Regions from separate parts of the Homo sapiens genome. Here region 2 is linked to region 1. Evidence: chromatin loops called from intact Hi-C (ENCODE). Cell type or tissue: endothelial cell of umbilical vein. All regions are shown on one strand. Links, peaks and the distances in the headings refer to the core of each region. The heading gives the core; the rest is flanking DNA. Region 1 overlaps DDAH1 (dimethylarginine dimethylaminohydrolase 1). Region 2 overlaps LOC112268231 (a long non-coding RNA gene).

Region 1 (4,394 bases), core at 101-4,100:
TCATGCTGTGAGCTGTACCGCCCCAGCAATTGCTCATGGACTTGTTGTATTAGTCTGCTTTCATACTGCTATGAATTGCCTGAGATTGGGTAATTTATAAAAGTAAGAGGTTTAATTGACTCACTGTTCAACATGGCTAGGGAGGCCTCAGGAAACTTACGATCATGGCAGAAGCTGAAAGGGAAGCCAGGCAACTTCTTCACAAGAAGGCAGGAAAAGTGCCGAGTAAAGGGGGAAGAGCCCCTTATAAACCATCAGATCTCATGAGAACTCACTGACTATCATGAGAACAGCATGGGGAAAACCACCCCCGTGATTCAATTACCTCTACCTGGTCTCTCCCTTGCCATGTGGGGATTATGAGGATTACAATTTAAGATGAGATTTTGGTAGGGACATAAGGCCTAACCATATCAATTGTCTACTGGTGGGCTTTCAGGAAAAAGGAAAATGGAAAACCCACCTGGCCCACTTGATCATGTCCATTCCAAGTCCTATCCTTTGGCAACATCACGCCAAAGACATCAAGGTGGAATTTCTACCTTTTGAGGCCTAATATCCAAAATCCTTTCCTTCCTGTTATTTGCCCCCTTGTTTCAATCCCACCTCCCTTCCTCTCCCTCTCCCTCAATTCTCCTGCCACCCCTCCCCCAATCCTCTAGCATATGGCTTAGTGTCATGGAGATGTATCAAGTTTCTGGGTAGAAACTGAGGATTTCATTTCCAGTTAGTTCCTCCTCCTTTCTTCTTCTCCTTCTCTCTTCCTATTTGCCCCTTTTCTTCCTGATGTACACTATTCCTGCAGCAACAGCATTTTACATTATACTTAAATTTCACCTAGGATAGGAGAGACGTGTGTCTCACTGAAAGGATATAGGACAGGCCACCTTTCAACAGGAAGAAAGAAAGGTGGTCATCATTGAATTTTAAAACTCAATGGAATAAAAGATCAGAATGTGGCTTCCCCACACAAGGCACTCTTTCTTTCATGACAGGTCAGTGTTTGGATTCATTTATTAGCATGAGGAGGTCAGCTACACAGGAGACACCAATCACTGCCTGCCTATTTATATGCAAAAATATGCCTGCTGCTCTAAGCAAACCCACTCTGATCTTGGCCTCTGAAGCTACATCTGGTTGAACCAGAGCTGGGCACCTGAACTGAATTCAGTCTATTTATAGGCTGGCCAGCTATATATCACTTGGTTGCCTGCATCAAAAAATTAGCATGGGCCCATGAGGCTCTCCATTTAAACATTTTAAGTTGAGAAACTGGAAATCTGAGTCAGAAAGCCACAGCAGCTAAGTTACAGGAATATGAAGTAAACTCGAGTGGGCCACAAGGAAGCTTAAGATAAACCAGAGAATTGAATGAAGCAAGTGGACAGTGAGAAGAGATGGCATGAGTAGAAAGAGAGACTTCATGTCCCTAATGATTCTGTGGTTTCTATTTGAGTCTATCCTTACAATCTTCCTCCTCCTTCTTGCAGGAATATGTTTCAGTTATTTGCAACCTAAAGGAATCTGACTAGAATGTAAAATCATTGACCTAGTAATATGATTGCTAGTCTGAGCCTGGAGGTAGCTCCCGTTTACTTCCAAGGCTTGCCAAAGATTCAAATGGAGTTACCAGGAATTGTAAGTTTAGTCAGTCTGAATTATGCAAAATGTTAACCAAAAGCTACACTGACCTTTGATGTCTGAATTTCCTCATCAACAGGCTAATCCTTGACAGAAACACTGGAAGGATTTCTTCTCTGCAAAACTACCCTCTTCCTTCACGCTGAATCATCAGAAAGAGGAGCCGGCTGCATCCCTAAATTCATCCCTTATTTTAATTAACCCAAGGATGACATGGAGGCCTTGGAGACCCTATACAGTGCTGTGTGTTCAGCAGTAAATATCCACCCATTGTAGTCAGGAGCCAGCATCTTCATCATCCTTTCTTGTTAGAACAAACTTGTCCAACCCATGGCCCATGGGCCACATGTGGCCTAGGACGGCTTTGAATGCGGCCCAACACAAATTTGTAAAGTTTCTTAAAACATTAGGAGATTTTTTTGTGATTTTTTTAAGCTCATCAGCTATTGTGTTAGAGTATTTTATGTGTGGCCCAAGACAATTCTTCTTCTTCCAATGTGGCCCAGGGAAGCCGAAAGATCGGACACCCCTATGTTAGAACACCAAGGTCTATTACTTTGAAGTTGTTATCCTGGATTACCAATCAGAATTTGTGTTTTCACCATTACTAAGCCTACTCTTTAATTCTCTCAATCATCTCTGCTCTAAGAGATAAGGAATGGCAGGAATTATTAAGAGTGAGAGGTTCTGAAAATCTGGTTGGTTTATTTTAGAGTTCTATGAAGTATTCATTTCCTCCTTGTACCACCCCCCTTTGTTTACAAGTGAGTATCCCTCTGTTGCTCTCCTTTGGCACAAATATTCAGATGAAAAACATCCACATAAATGAGCGGTGTCTTAATCTGAAGAAATGTGCTCTGCATCCCATCAATAGGAGCTCTAATTCCCCTATGGTTCAGGACACTCCAGTGACTCAAATGACCTTTCTGCCAAAGGATCTGCATCACTTCCTTTGTTCCTGTTCTACATAATATGGAATTACAATAATGTGAATAATTTTTCTTTTATAAAAAAACCCCACGAAACACAGGAAATCTATCAAAAACAGTTTTGACAATTGAGAAAATCACATTTTAATCTGTTTAATTAAACACAGTGAAATTTCTTTTCTGCCAGCAAAGAATTTTACAAATTTTACAAAATTGGACTAGATTCAGTTTAGTGAGCATTCCAAGAACAAGTTTGTTAAACTGAGACAGAAAAGTAGCATTTAATTGATAAGCTATATAGCTAGTTACTACAGGAGAAGGGGAAAGAGACAAAGTTAAGGGTGTGCCTCAGTCAAGTTATCGTACCTCAAACTTCCTAAGAGGCTAAATCTAGTAAATACTTTAAAATATAAAAGCACACATTGGTTCTGAGTCCCGTCAGTAAAATGGCCCAATAGCACAAGGCCAGTGACCAGGGATGGTTCCGACTCTGGGCAAAACAAAGAAGACTCAGAATGGCAGCTGGCATCAGGGGCCCCCACAGAAGGGGCTAGGCTGAGGGCACAGGCCAGCATAAGGCAGGTTGGTGTCTGGCCCAATGCAGACATATGAGAAGGTTGGCAGAACATGGCACCAAGAGGACATAGCAGTATGTTTGAGAGATTCTCTCATATGAGGACTAGAGGTCAGCCTTGGGGTCTTTTGCAGGGAATCTAGGTAGGAAACCAACAAAAGGGGTCAAGATGTAAACCCAGTTAATGGAACCAAGGCACTACCTGAGCATATGAAATGAATAAGAGTCATGGTGGGGTAGGGCCATCAGCAGAATGATGAGGCTGACCAACAGACCTATTGAACAAGGGACACTTTATTTCTTCTAATAGCCAGATGGCTTCCAGGGCTTGGAAGGGGGCCAAGACAGCTAGAGAGAATGATGGATTTAAAGTGCTGGCACCCAGTAAATACAGGATAAACGATACTGCTGTTGTTTATTGCGGGTGAAGGATTAGCTGGGAGAAGGTGTATAACACTGGAAGGGGTCTCTGAACCTGAAAACTACATGAAGCACAACGGAGATGCATGTGTGGTGGGTGAAAGTCCAAGCAGGTGGGGCTGGATCTCTGGAAAGCATGGCAGCAGGAACAGGTGGCAGATGAAGTTGGGAGGTGGAGAAGAGGTGTGTTTGTACTGGAGAGAGAGGTAGACTACAGGGTCAAGAAGTCAGAGCTGGCCAGAAGCAGGTGCCCATGGTGCTGGAGTACAGGGGCAGGATTCTTGTCCCTTCCAGCAGAGAGAGGGAATATTCCTAAGAATAAAATCAGAGGTATACAAACAGGAGCAACAGCATGGGTAATCCACTAATTCCTCTGCAACACAGGTAACACCGGTCTCATCTAAAAGCTGATACTCAGGTCTTTTGCAAGTAAGGTCTCTTATTGACATTTTACAACTTTATGAGACAAGTTGCGTTTTTTCTTTAGGACACTTACTGGTATTTTTAATTACACATATATTTGCGATTATTTATTTCATGCTTATCTCTCCAATTAAACTACAGGCTCCATGAGGGCAGGCATCATATTTGTTTACTTTATGTTTTGCATGTAGTAGGCACTAAACAACAATTGCCTGTTGAATAAATAAAAGTAGTGTCACCCTTTCTTACAGGTGACAAACCTGTATCAAAAGTTTTTTTGGCCAAGTTCACCTTGCTAATAAGTGGTAGGTCTGGGTCTTTACAGGTGACCGAAGCTTTCTAAGAGTAGTCTCTTTCTATCAGGACCTCTCTCTAAGGTTGTCACAGCTTGGTGTCACAGTTATTGT
Region 2 (4,394 bases), core at 262-4,261, 180 kb after region 1:
CCAATTGCCTTTTCTTCTCTTTACCTTGTAAACCTGTCAGTGCCCAGTCACTGTAGACAACCTCACCGGCAACATGCTGCCCACACCTAGAATAGGAGCCCATGGGGCAGAATAATGGAGACCGTCCCATTCCTTACAGTTTGTATAATGCTTGCTCAAGTATATTGAACTCTGCCAGTCCTGGAATCAAAACATTTTAGTCTTAGAACAAGAACTGAGAGGTTTTCATACTGACTTTCACTCATTCTCCATTCTCCTTAATTCTCCTCAAATGCATAGAAATCCTGTGTTTCATGTGTTCATTCATTCTTCTATGCAACCACTATTTATGGATGGCAACCCTGTGCTAGACATTGTTCTAGGTGCTGAGGAAACAAAAGTGAAGTGGAAAGACATATCTGCCCTGGTGAGGCTGGAAGGAGCAAGCAAGGCTGGAGTTGGACTTTAGATCTTATCTGAAATGCAATAGGAAGCCACTCAAAGCTTTTGGGCAGGCAAGAAACATGATCAGATCATATTTTTAGACACATTATGCAAACTGGTATATAGAGAATGGACTGCAAGGAGAAATGAACCAGGCCAAGAGGCCAGTCAGAGGACCAGTGTAGTAGCTAGATGAAAAAAAAAGATGGTAGCCTGGACTAGTTTGGTGGCCAAAGAGATAAAGAGATGTGGACAGAATGAAGAGATATTTCTGAGGCAAAATGAATGGGGTGGGGTAGGGGGAGTGGTGGTAGTACAGGAAAGAAAAGAGTCAAAGATAACTGATTTTTCTGGCATGAGTGACCAAGTAAATGGTGACTACAATGGGTAACCCAAGAGGCCTTGGCTAGAGGGCAAGCAGAGTAAAGGATGAATTACCTTTGGGTCAGTCTGAGCACATGTGCAATTCTCATGTCAAGTATGGAGTAGACTGTCTAAATCTGAAGCTCAGGAGAGAGATCCAGCATGTGAAGTCACCAGTGGCTACAAGGCCAAGGAGTTAGAAGACACTGCCCAAGGAGAGTACAGATTGAACAGAGAGGGATATCAACACTGGACTTACATATTTTAAATGAAGAAACTCCGGAATATTTTGCCTCAAAAACTGTGACTTCTGTATTCCACGGACCACTACATTAATTTTTCTCTTCTATTGCAGCTTTTTATAGTCTTCAACAACAACCAGTCCCTACATTTAAGAAGGTTAATAACTGAGACAGCCTTCCTGGTGGATCCATCATTTGGCCCAGCTTGTAGAAAGATTCCCAACTAGCTCTAATTAGTTCCATCTTATTTGGAGGCAGAGGTATTCCTCATCATACCCATATCCTCATATAAATTGTCCAGGTAAGTTGCCCACCTTTATTTCAAGGGCTTAGAGATATGCAGGGCCACTGGACCCAGGACTGCACAGGGTATGGGGTGGTGATGGTGGTAAGGTGGAGCTTACCTTTAAAGACAGCCCAGCCCTGACTGAGTCCCTTCTACTCTATTCCTTATTCCTCATGGCAGATTTAAGGACCCCACTCCCTCTACCCAGTCCTCTCTGGTCCTACTTGCCCCTCTCCTGGCTGTCTTCCTTACCCTAGGGCTAAATTATACAGTCATTGGATATGGAAAGATTGTACTTTGAGTCTTTATTTCTGTTCCCATCTGAAGTGCCCTAGGTACCAGGGAGAAAGAAGACGAAGAAGGACATATACCAGAAGCACATTAATAGGCTGCTGAAAAACTCTGCCACACTTTCAGATGACAGGTCACCTACAGATAAATGATTCAAGGATCAACCAAGTTCTGAAGTTTTTTTTTGTTTTTTTTTTTTGGGATAGAGTCTCACTGTGTCACCCAGGCTGGAGTGCAGTGGCGTGATCTCAGCTCACTGCAACCTCTGCCTCCCGAGTTCAAGTGATTCTCCTGCCTCAGCCTCCCAAGTAGCTGGGATTATAGGTGCCTGCCACCAGGCCTGGCTAATTATTTTTTGTATTTTTAGTAGAAACATAGTTTCACTATGTTGGCCAGGCTGGTCTTGAACTCCTGACCTTGTGATCCACCCGCCTCAGCCTCCCAAAGTGCTGGGATACAGGTGTGAGCCACCATGCCCGGCCAGTTCTTAATACTGCCAGGAGTGCTTTAGAAGGCTGGGAATATGGGGCGAAAGATTAGACACCCAAGCTGTTGAAAACCACACAGAGTTTCAGTAAATATATGCACAATTTGAAAAATATATTTGCAAAAATCTAGGTGTCTCCGGTCTAGTCCTTCCTATTAATCAAATAAATTACCGAGCTTCATGGCCCAGTCTATGATCCTAGTTCTGACCGCTGCTGCCCGTAAAGGCCTCAATGAATTCCTCTCTGAGCTTCCAGACTTCCTTGGCTGGTGACTTGTTCCTCTTGGGACAGCTTTTGCTTGAGCTGAGCAGCCTGGCCCCCAGCTGTGCAGGGCCCTCTCTCCGGTGAGAGGAAACGCTTTCAGCTTAGTCTGTTAACACAAACATTCAAAAGCAAACATTCAAAAGCCACAGATCATGTTCGCATAAATAAAATAGGATTGAGAAAAGCTTTGCCCCAAGAAACCAAAGGGGTGTTTAAAAAACAGCTCTTGCTTTCCAAGTAGGCAGGCAGCAAAGCCACAGCAATTCCAAAGGTTTGTGTGCTTGGTAGAGCTGGGTGGCTGCAGCCGCAGGCCTTTGAAGAGGAAATGCCATCCCTGGTACAGGCAGGCGGCCAACCCATGAGTCCTGAAAGTACCAGAGAGAAGCAGAAAGCAGGGGAGCACAGTTAGGAAGTGAAAAGGGAGAGGAAGGCACCAAGGAGATAAATGAGGAGACTCTTCTTATCTAGAGTTCCCACCCCAGACCTAAGAGCTACAGGACAGAGGAACTCACTGTGCCTGACAGAGCTGGGGCCTGGTGAGTCCTAGGTGGCGGGCACAGCCCAGAGTGACTAAGGCTGTGAGGAGGGGTGTGCGCCGTCACTGAGGGGTGGAGAGGGGTGGTGGTGTCTGGGCTGGGAGATGCCTTTGCTTTGAAAGCTTTGGAGGAAATTAACTTTACAAGGTGCCTCCCTGTCTCCCAGAGTTATTAAAAGAAAGGAGGGAGCAAAGAAGAAATGGAAAAATGGTAATACCTCAGGAAGGGCTGTGTGATCCCAACTGGAGGAAATGGGAGGCAGATGAAGTGACGAATGTGCAACCTCTCCTAAGGGAGGAAGAGCTCTGAATGTGACCTTGTGCAAATGGAAAAAAAAAAAAACAAACAAACAAAAACACACACAAATCCAACAAGAGCCAGTGTGACTAACGAGAAAACACACACACATGCAAACACACACACATACAGCCCTTTGAAGATCTAGAAATGAGTGACTAATTAAATAGCCTAAAAACCTCCAAGTGCATAAAGTTTCTGTCAGTACTCCTGTTTCAATAAAGCAGCAGTGAAAGCCCATAGAATGGCAGGAGTGGATGAGTTACTATAAATCATGGGGTCACCAGAAGGTATAAATCTGGGAGTCTTTGAGAGTCATTATAGTTTGGGCTCATAGATAGATATCTAGGCATTGATTGCTCTTTCACCGATAAAGAAAACAAAGTACTGGATCTAAAAATTCTTCTAAAAAAAGAGAATTCAACTGAAGCTACATATTTCATGGAGCATGAAGCCAGCTGTTTTCCTGCATGTTAAAAAATAAGTATTTAATTAAAAAAAAAAAGACCTCTTGCCTGACCATAACCAGATCAGGCAAGGCCACCTTGCCTATGAAGGCTAGAGTGTCCGTTATGACCTTGCATGTGTTGGTTTGCGCAGTTTCTGTTCTGAGGTATGTCAGTGAGGATACTCAGTGGTGTTGTCAGGACAAGGTTAGGACACTGTATTTAAAAGTTGAATAATTTCCTAAATATCTTTTAATCTCTCCTTGATCCATATTAAGCTCACTAATATTTTCAGTCTATATCAATCTCTTGAGTACTAGGTTCCATAAGGTTACTGCTTCATTCACTTTCTACATTTTTGTGTATCCTGAAGTTACTTTAGCTACATTTCTAGAGAAGCCCTCATGCTCTACCATTCTCAGATTTAATAAATTGGCTGATAGAAACAAGATCCCCCCAAAAATCTCAACAGACTGGAATGATAAAAAGGATTAAGAATAAATTAGGAATTTTGAACTGAGGTTCAGTAATCAGCCAGTTAACTATGGAATGATGGTAAAAAAAAGATGGATGCTGCCACTTAATGGTCAACCATGGGATGTGGTGATCTCAGGCTGCTTTAATGGAAACATAAGGTCCAGGACAAATGGTGGATAGCGCCAGCTTAATTCTACCTTTCAAATATATTAAGTTATGTTCCAGACACAAAGCTTTAAACGGTACAAGGACATTTGAATATTACATCAAAAAAGAATGAT

Evidence for each region. A loop is a pair of places that touch in the nucleus more often than their neighbours do. Peaks named below come from ENCODE experiments on the same cell type or tissue, not always from the same donor. Only the 100,000 strongest peaks of a DNase experiment are listed, where the experiment ranks them.
Region 2: a loop joins it to region 1, with 3 times the contacts of the local background. A loop is called at or near these places in 1 of 110 quality-filtered maps.

Annotation. Positions count from the first base shown.
Region 1 is chr1:85,446,078-85,450,471 of GRCh38, forward strand. All of the region lies in intron 1 of DDAH1 (dimethylarginine dimethylaminohydrolase 1), which reads right to left. Among named protein-coding and RNA genes, the nearest start is that of DDAH1, 17 kb to the right of the region's middle. In endothelial cell of umbilical vein, for the core only: no CTCF peak of the experiment used is centred there; a DNase peak (open chromatin) is centred at 2,494; H3K27ac peaks cover 2,874 bases.
Region 2 is chr1:85,626,480-85,630,873 of GRCh38, forward strand. LOC112268231 (a long non-coding RNA gene) reads left to right here. Exons shown (of 2, transcript XR_002958331.2): 1 at 1-1,329; 2 at 1,642-3,243. LOC107985057 (a long non-coding RNA gene) reads right to left here. Exons shown (of 2, transcript XR_001738127.2): 1 at 3,111-4,394; 2 at 1-2,463. Among named protein-coding and RNA genes, the nearest start is that of CCN1, 48 kb to the left of the region's middle. In endothelial cell of umbilical vein, for the core only: no CTCF peak of the experiment used is centred there; a DNase peak (open chromatin) is centred at 2,652; H3K27ac peaks cover 2,244 bases.